Linked DNA regions of Homo sapiens: region 2 is linked to region 1. Evidence: read pairs that join two places in POLR2A ChIA-PET (ENCODE). Cell type or tissue: endothelial cell of umbilical vein. All regions are shown on one strand. Links, peaks and the distances in the headings refer to the core of each region. The heading gives the core; the rest is flanking DNA. Region 1 overlaps LOC105369395 (a long non-coding RNA gene). Region 2 overlaps WNT11 (Wnt family member 11).

What was found. Peaks named below come from ENCODE experiments on the same cell type or tissue, not always from the same donor. Only the 100,000 strongest peaks of a DNase experiment are listed, where the experiment ranks them.
Region 2: POLR2A ChIA-PET joins it to region 1 with 12 read pairs; 4 of 35 experiments call an interaction of 5 or more read pairs at or near these places.

What each region holds. Positions count from the first base shown.
Region 1 is chr11:76,285,083-76,290,443 of GRCh38, forward strand. All of the region lies in intron 1 of LOC105369395 (a long non-coding RNA gene), which reads left to right. Among named protein-coding and RNA genes, the nearest start is that of TRP-TGG2-1, 52 kb to the left of the region's middle. In endothelial cell of umbilical vein, for the core only: no CTCF peak of the experiment used is centred there; a DNase peak (open chromatin) is centred at 3,279.
Region 2 is chr11:76,183,880-76,189,186 of GRCh38, forward strand. WNT11 (Wnt family member 11) reads right to left here. Exons shown (of 5, transcript NM_004626.3): 5 at 2,446-3,360. The coding sequence ends at 3,186. Among named protein-coding and RNA genes, the nearest start is that of WNT11, 20 kb to the right of the region's middle. RefSeq lists enhancers at 459-1,240, 1,241-2,021, 2,803-3,582 and a silencer at 898-1,087. In endothelial cell of umbilical vein, for the core only: no CTCF peak of the experiment used is centred there; no DNase peak of the experiment used is centred there.

The sequences.
Region 1 (5,361 bases), core at 288-5,287:
TCGCTCTGCTCTCCACCATGTGAGGATACAAGGAGAACACAGCCATCTGCAAACCAGGAGGCAGGTCCTCACCAGACACTGACCTGCCGGCACCTGGAGCTCAGACTTCGAGCCTCCAGAAGTGCTAGCTCGTTGTCTAAGTCACTCAGTCTATGGGGATCTGGTGTAGCAGCCTGAACAGACTAAGACACCACCAAGTTCAGGGCCCGGCCGAGGTGAGGCTCGAGGGGAACAGCTGTTTCTAAGGGGCCTTTCAAAAGCCCCCTCCCCAGTGTCACTTCCTGCTATTCTCTGCCCCGACACTGGTTCTCCATGTGGTGCTGCCATCTTGCCTTTCCTCATGCTGCCCCCTGCCTAGCAGGCTTCTCTCAGCTTGTCCAATCCTCACCTGCACGCACATGCCAAATGGGAAGGGCATCCATTTTCCCTAGGGATCTGCTGGGCCCCAGCTATGCTAATGTCTCCTACCTCCAATCTTCCCACCTCCTCATTCTCTCTGTGGAGCCTAGCGGGTGCCTAGCACTGTACGCCCACCACACTCTCTGGGACAGGAAACCCCTCCAGCACATCTCCTTGGCCAGGTTCCTGCCGGACAGAGACTTAATTTGCCTTATGATTCAGCTCCCCTCCTGAGCTCCTGCCCTGTGCCTGCCTGGCCTGTGAGCTGCCCTCAGGTGGTTCCCAGGCTGTTGGGGATGGCGGAAGGTGACACCCTCTGAAACACAGTGATCTGAGCATATAGGAGGCTGGGGTATCCAGGGAAGGGGACCTAACTCTGTGGGGAAATGGGCTAACCAAGGAAGGCTTCTCAGAGGAGGTGGCACTGAGCTGAATCTTGAAAGATGAGTAGGATTCATCAGATGGACAAGGGAGTGGGGGTTCCTGCCTCACAGTAGGAAAACATACACGAAGCCCCAAAGGCTGAATGAAGCCACCAGAAGGGCTGCAGAATGACACATCTAACCCTTCACTAGGAGGCAGCACAGGGTAGAAGGGCTGGAGAAGAGCACTGGATTGTAGAAGAGGCCAGATAGAGCCAGGCTTAGGCACAGGGGTGCTGCTAGAGACATGCAATTAGTTGGCATTGCAGCAGGGCTCTCCTGGCTGCTGGCAAGGATGGCTTGGAACGGGTGAGACTGGAAGCCCAGAGCCCAGGGAGGGGCAGGGGCCCTGGCCTGCACAGGAGCAAGGAGGTAATAAGGAGGCAAATTTTCAGGAGCTACTCAGGCTCTGCACCGAGCCCTTCTATACTCTCTGGCCATTTCTCCTGGGCAATCTTTATCTCTACCTCCCTGTATATCTCAGGCCTCTCTTTCCAGAGCCACAGGGGCCACCTGACATCTCACAGGCTCATCTACCTTCCAAGACCAGCTCATCACTTCTGGCACCCCTCTCTATAGTTGCCTCCCAAAGTCTCCCATCTTATACCCACGGCCCCCTGGGCATCAAGCTGGACATCTGGGAACAACCTTCAGCACCAAGTCCCCCCACCACTCATCTGGACTTGCAAAAGTCTCCTTACTGGTCTCGCTGTCATCCAGGAGCCATGGTGAATTACTTAAAAATTCTTTTCTTCAGCGAGGCGCAGTGGCTCATTCCTATAATCCCAGCACTTTGGGAGGCTGAGGTGAGCAGATCACCTGAGGTCAGGAGTACGAGACCAGCCTGGCCTACATGGTGAGACCCCGTCTCTACTAAAAATACAAAATTAACCAGGCGTGGTAGTGCATGCCTGTAATCCCAGCTACTAGGGAGGCTGAGGCTGGAGAATCACTTGAACCCAGGAGGCGGAGGTTGCAGTGAGCTGAGATTGGGCCATTGCACTCCAGCCTAGGCAACAAGAGTGAAACTGTCTCAAAAAAAAAAAAAAAAATCTTTTCTCCAGCCTTAGAGCAAGGCCAGGGCATGCTTGCCCATCACCCTGCTGCACAGCCCAGGCCCTGGCACAGAAAACTGCACACTTGGTCATGTCCGCTTCTCTTTTTCAAGGGTTTCTGACCCTACACAGAATGGCTGCCTCACCTCCCATCCTCTCTCCAGGCTCCTGCGCTCCAGCCACACTGGCCTTGAACCTGCTCCTTCTTGCCTCGGCCTCCACAAGCTTTTTCCTCTGCTTGGCATGCCCTCCCCTGGCTCCTCCTCTGACAAATTCGCTCTCTTCCACCCCTCCCTGCAGAGCCATCTCCATGGTGGCCATCTGTGAGGCTATGACCGTCTCCCACCAGGTTGTGAGTCCCATGAGGTCGAGGCGGCAGAAAGCAGCACCGCTCAGATCCCAGAGCAAGGCAAGCAGGGAGCCACGCCTGCCTCGGGCCTAAGCCCTTGCCCAGGGCTGTCTTCAGAGCTCCTCTCCACCTCCTGGGGCAGGGCGGAGGCTGCTCCTGGCGGGCCCAACACTGAGAACCATCAGGGACTAAGGCAGAACCAGAACACAGGGATTTGCTCTCCTGCCAGCCCAGGCCTGCAACCCCCTCCTGCCCCTCACCTTCTTAGAGTTCCCTGGGGCCTGAGAACCCAGCAGGGTTCCACCCACAGTGCCCCGAAGGGTCACTTCCCTGCCTGCTCCCCTGATGGCCTCCTATACCTATCAAGAGCTAACTCACACCTTACCCTCTTCTGAAGCTGTTGCTGCCCCTCAGGCAGGGCTGGTCACCAGCCTCAGGGCACCCTGTGTCATTAGCTCCCTACTAGTCAGCCTCCCACCCAACCCCCTACGCACACACCAGGTCTGGAGCCCCTTGGAGTCAGAGCCTGAGCCTGCTCCATCTCCATCTCTGTGTCTGCACTCCCAGCACGGGGACTTCAGTTGGGGTTGGTGTGGAACAGGGTGGAAGGTGGAAGGAAGGATGGATGAATAGCAGAATCGAAGGGATACTCTGATCTCCAAACAGCCCCAGCCAGTTCTCCTCCCCCTCTGGTACCTCCTGCTCCACCTCCTGGGCAGGAGAGCAGCAGACCTAGCCCTCCCATTGCCAGTCCTGATTTGTAGGGTCTCTGAGGTGGTGAAAGGAGTCTAGGCCCCTTTCCCCTTCCTGCTTGGCCCACGTGCACCTCCTGGAGTCTCAGCGCCAGAGAAACCCCCTCTGGAGGGAGGCATCTCTCAGCAATGTCAGGGAAGGGACACGGTCAGCTCGTTTGTCAGCCCTGCTGGTCAACACCTGCCCGCCTCACAGGGAGGGGCTGGCGCTGGCCTCCCCTCCGGGGCCTGTTTCCCTTGGAGCCCTTTCCCAGAGCTGTCTAGAGCTCCCCACGAGCAAGCCCTGCTCATTTCCTTCTGAAAATACAAACCACTTCCTGCCTTCGCAGAGAACTGCTCCGGTGAAATGGGCCATGGTCTCGGAGTCGTCTATGCACCACCCCCCACGACCCAGCTGGTCAGAGCTGTGCCCCCGCCTCCCCGACCACACAGTCAGCCCATCCACAGGCTCCGTCCAAGTCCTCCTGCCTATCCAGCCCTGCACAAAGGAGCGGGGCAGGAGCAGGGTGTTCTTTGATTCCACAGACCTCCAGCGACATCTCCTCTGTGCCAGGACCTCAGCTGGCCACAGGGGAACCAAGTCAGCATGCCCTAGCACTGCCTATGGCTCTGCCAGCCTGGACACTGTCATCCCACATCCGGGTTTGCATTCTGACTCGGCCACTCTCAAGGCCATTTGGCCCCAGCAAATGCCTGGACCTAGGCCCCAGGTGCAGAGAGAACAGGGCTACGGGAGGAGCAGAGGAAGTAAGGTGTTTCTCACTGCAAAGCCCTCAACAAATCTTAGATAATAAGCAGGTGGCAAGGCTACAAATGCTTGGGGCTCAGCGAGCAGTTCACTCTGGAAGGGGTGAAGAGCTTCACAAACCATGATGTGGAGAACAAGAGCCTGCAGCCCCTGGAGACCAGGACCTCGAGGTCTGCCCCCCACAACCTCTGCCCAGGATCCCAGTGTACAGAAGGGGACACTGAGGTCCAGAGCGGAGCATGACCTGTCTCAGGTCCCACACTGAATCATGGCAGTGCCTGGGGTGGAAGGGACCATCAAAGCCAGGTTCACTGCAGGTGCCCTCACAACCCTAGACAAAGGGGAAGAGGAGGCAGGAAGGGGAGGCTATGGAGAGGATGGGGGCCAGGGGAGGCACAGGGGTGAAGCCTGGGGCAGGGATGAGGGGGCAGCAGGTGAACAGATGTGCGATGCACACACACAGCTGATGACCCCTGGATGCCCCCAGGCCCTGCAGACTCCCCATGCCCATCCATCCTCAAACCCGCTCTCCCTGGGTTCTCTCAGAAATGGCACTTCCAGAAGCCCAGCCAGACGGTGGGCATCCCCTGAATGACCCGCCTTCCCCTCCCTCCCCACAGTGAACTTGTCTACACCTCATGAAAACCTCTCCACGGTGACGATGTGAAGCACCTGGAGCTCACACAATGCTGGGCGAGTATAACTGAGTACAAATACTTTGGAACACTGTGTCACACATAAAGCTGAACATCTCCTATGAACCAGCAATCTACTCTTAGGGACATATCCAGTGGTGTGCTGGTAAATGTATAACAACCAGCTCTCAAAAAAAAAAAATAAATAAATAAAAAGCTGGGCGAGGTGGCTCACGCCTGTAATCCCAGCACTTTGGGAGGCCGAGGCAGCTGGATCACCTGAGGCCAGGAGTTCGAGACCAGCCTGGCCAACATGGTGAAACCCAGTCTCTACTAAAAATACAAAAATTAGCCAGTCATGGTGGCGGGCACCTGTAGTCCCAGCTACTCAGGGGGCTGAGGCAGGAGAATCATCTTTTTTTTTTTTTTTTTGAGACAGCGTCTTGCTCTGTTGCCCAGGCTGGAGTGCAGTGGCGCGATCTCAGCTCACTGCAAGCTCCGCCACCCGGGTTTATGCCATTCTCCTGAAGAATCATTTAAACATGCAAGGCGGAGGTTGCAGTGAGCCGAGATAGGATCATTGCACTCCAGCCTGGGCCACAGAGTGAGAATTCCTTAAAAAAAAAAAAAAAAAAAAAAGGAAGAAAGAAAGGAAAAGTCCTGATTTGTAACATTTGCCAAATTCTATGGTGTCAATAATCCCACTGTGGCCTATTTGAAACTACCAATGCAATGCCCCGGAACGCAGAGTTGGGAAGAGATGCATGTAATGGACTCTTTTTTTGAGACAGGGTCTCCCTCTATCACCCAGGCTGGAGTGCAGTGGTGCAATTTCGGCTCACTACAACCTCCGCCTCCCGGGTTCAGTCGATTCTTCTGCCTCAGCCTCCGGAGTAGCTGGGATTATAAGCGCCTGCTACCACACCCAGCAAATTTTTGTATTTTTAGTAGAGACAGGGTTTCACCATGTTGGCCAGGCTGGTCTCGAACTCCTGACTTCA
Region 2 (5,307 bases), core at 308-5,307, 100 kb before region 1:
CCTTTTCTTGCAGAGCCTCAGTTTCCTCCTCTGTCAATGGTAACAATACTCACTTCGGAGGGCTGCTGTGATGACTTGGGCCACTGTGTTTAGAAGGTCACACAGCAGGTGCACAATAAATGGTAGCAGTTATATCATGTGGCCACCCTTTCTGAGAGCCATTCTGGGTCCTTGGTCTGGTTTCCCCATTTACTTGTCCTGACAGAGGTCCAAAGGACACTCCCAAATCCAACATTTTGGAGGTATGTTTTATACCCAGCCCTGTTGTGCTGCCCCCCAGATCCCAGGGCCCATTGGTGCATATGGCTGGTCCCAGCCCATGAAAAGGCCCCAGACAGGTGGGGAAGACAGATGATATGACACAACATAGGCCTCCACAACACCTTGGTTCCATGAAACATTGCAGGGAGCACAGAGGCTGTGGAAACCCAGAGGAGGCCCCTGACCCAGGCTGAGGGTAGTTGGGGAGGGCTTCCTGGAGGAGGGAGCCATTTACCTGGCTTTTGCAGAAGAGGGCATTGGCTGGCAGCTTGAGAAGGAGGGTGATGGCTGCTTTAAATGTTCAGAGGGTTGTGGGGTGCCTGAAGAGGGGGAGATCCCTTCCACCTAGGGCACTGGGGAAGGTTTTGTGGAGAGGGCTGTGAGGGTTGTGTGGGATTCCAGCAGGGAAAACAGCACTCTTGGCGAGGGAGAACAGCAGATGCCCAGAGGGCAGGCAGGCTGAGCAGCTGGGAGTTGCAGGAAATGCTGTTGGAAGAATCGCCTGGGGGACAGGCCTTGTGTTCCAGGCTAGGGACTGGGGATTGGTTTTGTGGGCTAGGAGGTTGCTGAGAGCTATGAAGCAGGGAAGCCCTGGGCCTGGAGAGCGCACATTCCAGGGGCTCCTTCCAGGGAGGCTGGGGGTTTTCAACAGAGGGGCTGGCAGGGGCCCCACCCGGGAAGGCTCCACCTCCCCCCGTTCCCAGCCCCTTATCAGCTCTGTGACCACAGGAAGGCCCTTCCCATCTCTGAATTTCCTCATCTGCAAAACACACCAGAAGACTTATCTTGAGGTTCCTTGCAGCTGGTGACGCTGTGGCTCTGGCTGTCCGCACTGCAAGCTTTCAGGCAGGGCCTCGAGGATGGCCACAGAAGGCCCCCTTCTTCCCACTCAGGATGGGTCCAGCCCCTGAGGGGTCATCCATGCCATCCCACCCCCAAGGATGTGGCTTCACTTCTCCAAATCCTGTGCAAGGCCCCGCTCTGCCCCAGCCCCTCCAGGTGGTGTCTCAGTCCTCAGCCGGCTCGGGGAGGGAAGAGCACTGGTACTAAGTCCGAGTCTCTCTGGTGCATGCAGAGATTTGGATTATAACATCCTCTTACACCCCAGCCACAGCAAGATCCAGGTGATGAACCACTGCTTCTGTTTCGGGGCCACCTGCCCTGGCCAGGCACTGGGGATACCCCACTTACTCATCTCTTGGTTACTGGTGCTGCCTCCATGAGGGAGGTGACACGGAAGCTCAGAGGGACAGTGATGTGCCTGCGGTGATCCTGTTCCCCTTGGCACCCTGTCTTCACTTGGCAACAGCCAGGACCGCCGACCTCCCTCCTGCCTCCCTGGCTGTTCCTTCTGTCTCCTGTGTCTTCTCTGAGCTTCATCTCCCCAGCCTCCAAGGCAGGAGTGCCCCAGGCCTTGGTCCTCTTTACTCTTCTATCCCACACACTCCCTTAGCGATGACACCCAAATGTGGATCTCCAGCCCTGGCCGCTCCCCAGCACTCCAGACCCGGATATCTGCCCGGCCACTCAGTATTTCCACTAGGAGCGTAAACTGTATCACAATCCCCACGGGCCCAAATCTGAACCCCAGGCCTCTCCCCACCCCCATGTCGGCATTCGGCCCCTTCAGCCTTCCCAGTGCTCCAGCCAAAACCCCGGCAGTCATTCTTGGGCCTCCTTCCCCTTACACCCCACATGCAAAAAGAGAACAAATCCTGTTGGCTCCCCCTTCAAAACAGAACCAGAATCCAACCACTTCTCAACACGTCCAATGCTGCCAGCCTCCAGGCACGAGGCCTTTCCCAACCTTCAGCCTTCCTCCCCACCACTCCCATTTTACAAATGGGGAAACTGCAGCTGGCAGAGAGCCCTCCCCAGGGTCACGCAGAAAACCCACCAGGGCTAGCTAGAGCCTGGATCTGCACCACCTCCCCGAAGTCTGCATCCCAGCTGCCCAGGGAGTGTTTTCCCTTGAAGCCAGCTTAGCAGGCAGGCCTGACAACACGGCCAGGCTTTGAGCTGCGCCTGCGTGTGTGTCCCTGAGGAAAAAAGATGCTGCCAGCTGGGTTTATGTTTCAAGACGTCTGTCCTCGCCCTTGACCAAGAGCTCTTACAGGGAGATCAGGGCCAGGGCCTGGTGTGGGGGGAGCGCGGGGGGAGAAGGGACATCAATCGGAAGCCGCCTTGCCTGGAAACTGGAGAGCTCCCTCTGCCAGCCCCAGGGTCTGCCGAGTTCACTTGACGAGGCCGGGAACTGCAGGGGCGGGCTGGGGCTCACTCAGCATTTATTTCATACAGCTGCTTAAAAAGCTAGTTTTAAAATAGAGATCATTATATATATACATATATATTTATATATATAAAATATATAAAGAGGAATTGAGAAGTGCCACCCCAAAGAAAAAGCTATGTTTTATAAATATTTCTGTAGCTTCCACATCCCAAAGGAAGAAAAAGCAAAAAACAAAAGAAAACATTTACAACCCAAGCTAGTGATTCCATGTGGTGGGCCCAGCAGGCTCAGACCCCAGGGTGGGCCAGGGGGTCCCGCAGAACATTCTGAAGAAGGCGGGCAGACCCCTTCCCGGAGGCTGGTCTCTGTGGCCCTGAAAGGTCAAGTCTGTATCAGTCTCACCGATCCCAAGCCCCGCTCCTTACACCAGCCTGTGGGCACTCCAGAGCCTCAGGCTGCCAAGTTATTTTTAATCTTGTCGGTTTCCTTTGATGTCCTGCCCTCCTTCCAGGGTGGCCAGACCTTCTGTTCCTGGTGGCTTCCAAGTGAAGGCAAAGCACAAGCCGCCTCCCATGCCTGGCATCTGGAATTCACAAGCAGAGCTCCATGGAGTGTCTCCAGGCCCCTGGCCCCAGTTGCTGAGGGTCCTTGAGCAGAGTCCTCGCTCCTGCGTGGGGCGGAGGGCAGGGCCTCACTTGCAGACATAGCGCTCCACGGTACGCTCACACCTGCGGCAGGTGACGTAGCAGCACCAGTGGTACTTACAGTGGCACCGCTCGACCACGCGGTCTGTGTAGGGGTTGTAGCCACGCCCGCAGCACATAAGGTCGCAGCTGTCGCTTCCGTTGGATGTCTTGTTGCACTGCCTATTGTGGGGGCAGGAAGGAGGTCAGTGCATGCCTTGGTCACCACCCCACCAACACCCCATGACTCCCAGCCAGGCAGCCGGCAGCGTCTCCCATGGCCACCGACTCAGCCCTTCTTAGAAGCTGTCTTGATCTTTGGGGAATTTTAAATAATCCTCTTACCTAAAGGTACTTCTAACTTTTCCCTATATTTCTAATAAGGGGTTACCAAAATGATGGGGCTGTTTTCTTTTATTTTTTTGAGATGGGGTCTCACTCTGTTGCCCAGGCTGGAGTGCAGTGGTTGTGATCATGGCTCCCTGCAGCCTTGACCCCCGCCTTCCCCACCACCCAGGCCCCCGGCTCAAGTGCTCCTCCCACCCTGGCCTCCTGAGTAGCTGGGACTACAGGCACACACCACCATGTCCGGCTAATTTTTTATTTTTGTAGCGATGGAATCCCACTATATTGCTCAGGCTGGTCTTGAACTCCTAGGCTCAAGCAATCCTCCCACCTCAGCCTTCCAAAGTGCTAGGATTACAGGCATGAGCTGCTGTGCCCAGCCTTGTTTTGTTGTCTTGGAGATAGCTTTTTTCTATTTCTTCTACTTCTAAATACTGGAAGGACCCTCCAACCAATCTAATAAGCCTATCTTTATGTGTAACCTTTTACAGAGTCTCGCTCTGTTGCCCAGGCTGGAGTGCAGTGGTGCAATCTCAGCTCACTGCAACCTCTGCCTCCTGGGTTCAAGCGATTCTCTTGCCTCAGCCTCCCGAGTAGCTGGGATTACAGGCGTGTGCCACCACACACAGCCATATTTAATCTTTAATTAAATATTATGAGAGATGTCAAGATCATTTGATTTTTAGAATCCTAGGATAAATGCTGAAATACTCGAACCCCCACTGGGCATCAGACACGCTGCTCGTGGAGGAATAGGGGTCTGTTGGCCATGTGCCTCCTGTGGGTCAGGCTCTCCCTCCAGTGTCTTATCTTAGTGGAGGCCTGTAGGGCCCTTGGGTCAGTGGAATGATTACGTCCATTATGCAGATGAAAACAGGCTCAGCAAAGGGCAGAGGCTTAAACTTGGGGACTAAAACTAAGGCCCTGACTTGCTCTCCCTACCCTAAAGGGTGGGGCATGGGAGCCAGCAGGGGCTGCATTTCTTCCCAAATGTGGGATGCGAAGACATTGAAGGTCCCTATAAAATGCAAACATCCTTCCACTGCTCTCAGTTCTTCTGTCTAGTGACAAATCATCTGTTCAGACTGGTGGCTCCTCTAGCTGGGCTGAGGCTAGACAGGGAGTGTTTTCATGAGATGTAGTTGGGGACAGAGCAGCAGGGGGCTGGGGCACTGACAGGGACAAAGGGTCCCCACATGTGGGCCGAGGAATCCCAGAATGTCCAAGATGGGAAAGTCCTAGAGATGACCGAATGCAATCCTCATATTTACTGATGGGGAAACAGACACAGAAGGGAGAGGGGCCTTGCCCGTGGTGAGTACAAGGTCTGTGAGAGTTCAGCAGGGCCTCCTGGAAGAGGAAAGGCCATCTAGGCCATTCATGAAGGATAAGCAAGACTCCGCCGTGCAGAGGAGGGAAGGAGTGCTGGGGTAGAGGGAACAGCCTGGGCAAAGGCAGAAGACGAGGCCTGCCCTCAGAACAGTGAGAGCAGATGGAAGGGGAGGGCTGGAGGCCCGGAGGAGGCTGATCAGTGCTGGGGGAGAGGCCAGGCCTGAGCCGGAAGGGGCCATGGGCAGAAGGAGGGGAGCGCCTGGGGAGAGTCAGCCGGTGACCAGCAAGTGGGGGCTGCCAGCAGTTCCCAGAACACCTGCCCCAGAGCTGGACAGACCTGGGTTCAAGCCCCAGCTCTGCCACTTAGTGGCTGTGTGACTTAAGGCAGGTCACTGAACCTTTTTGGGCTTTGTTTAGCCACTTGGCATCCATGAGTTCCCCCTCAGCCTTCTC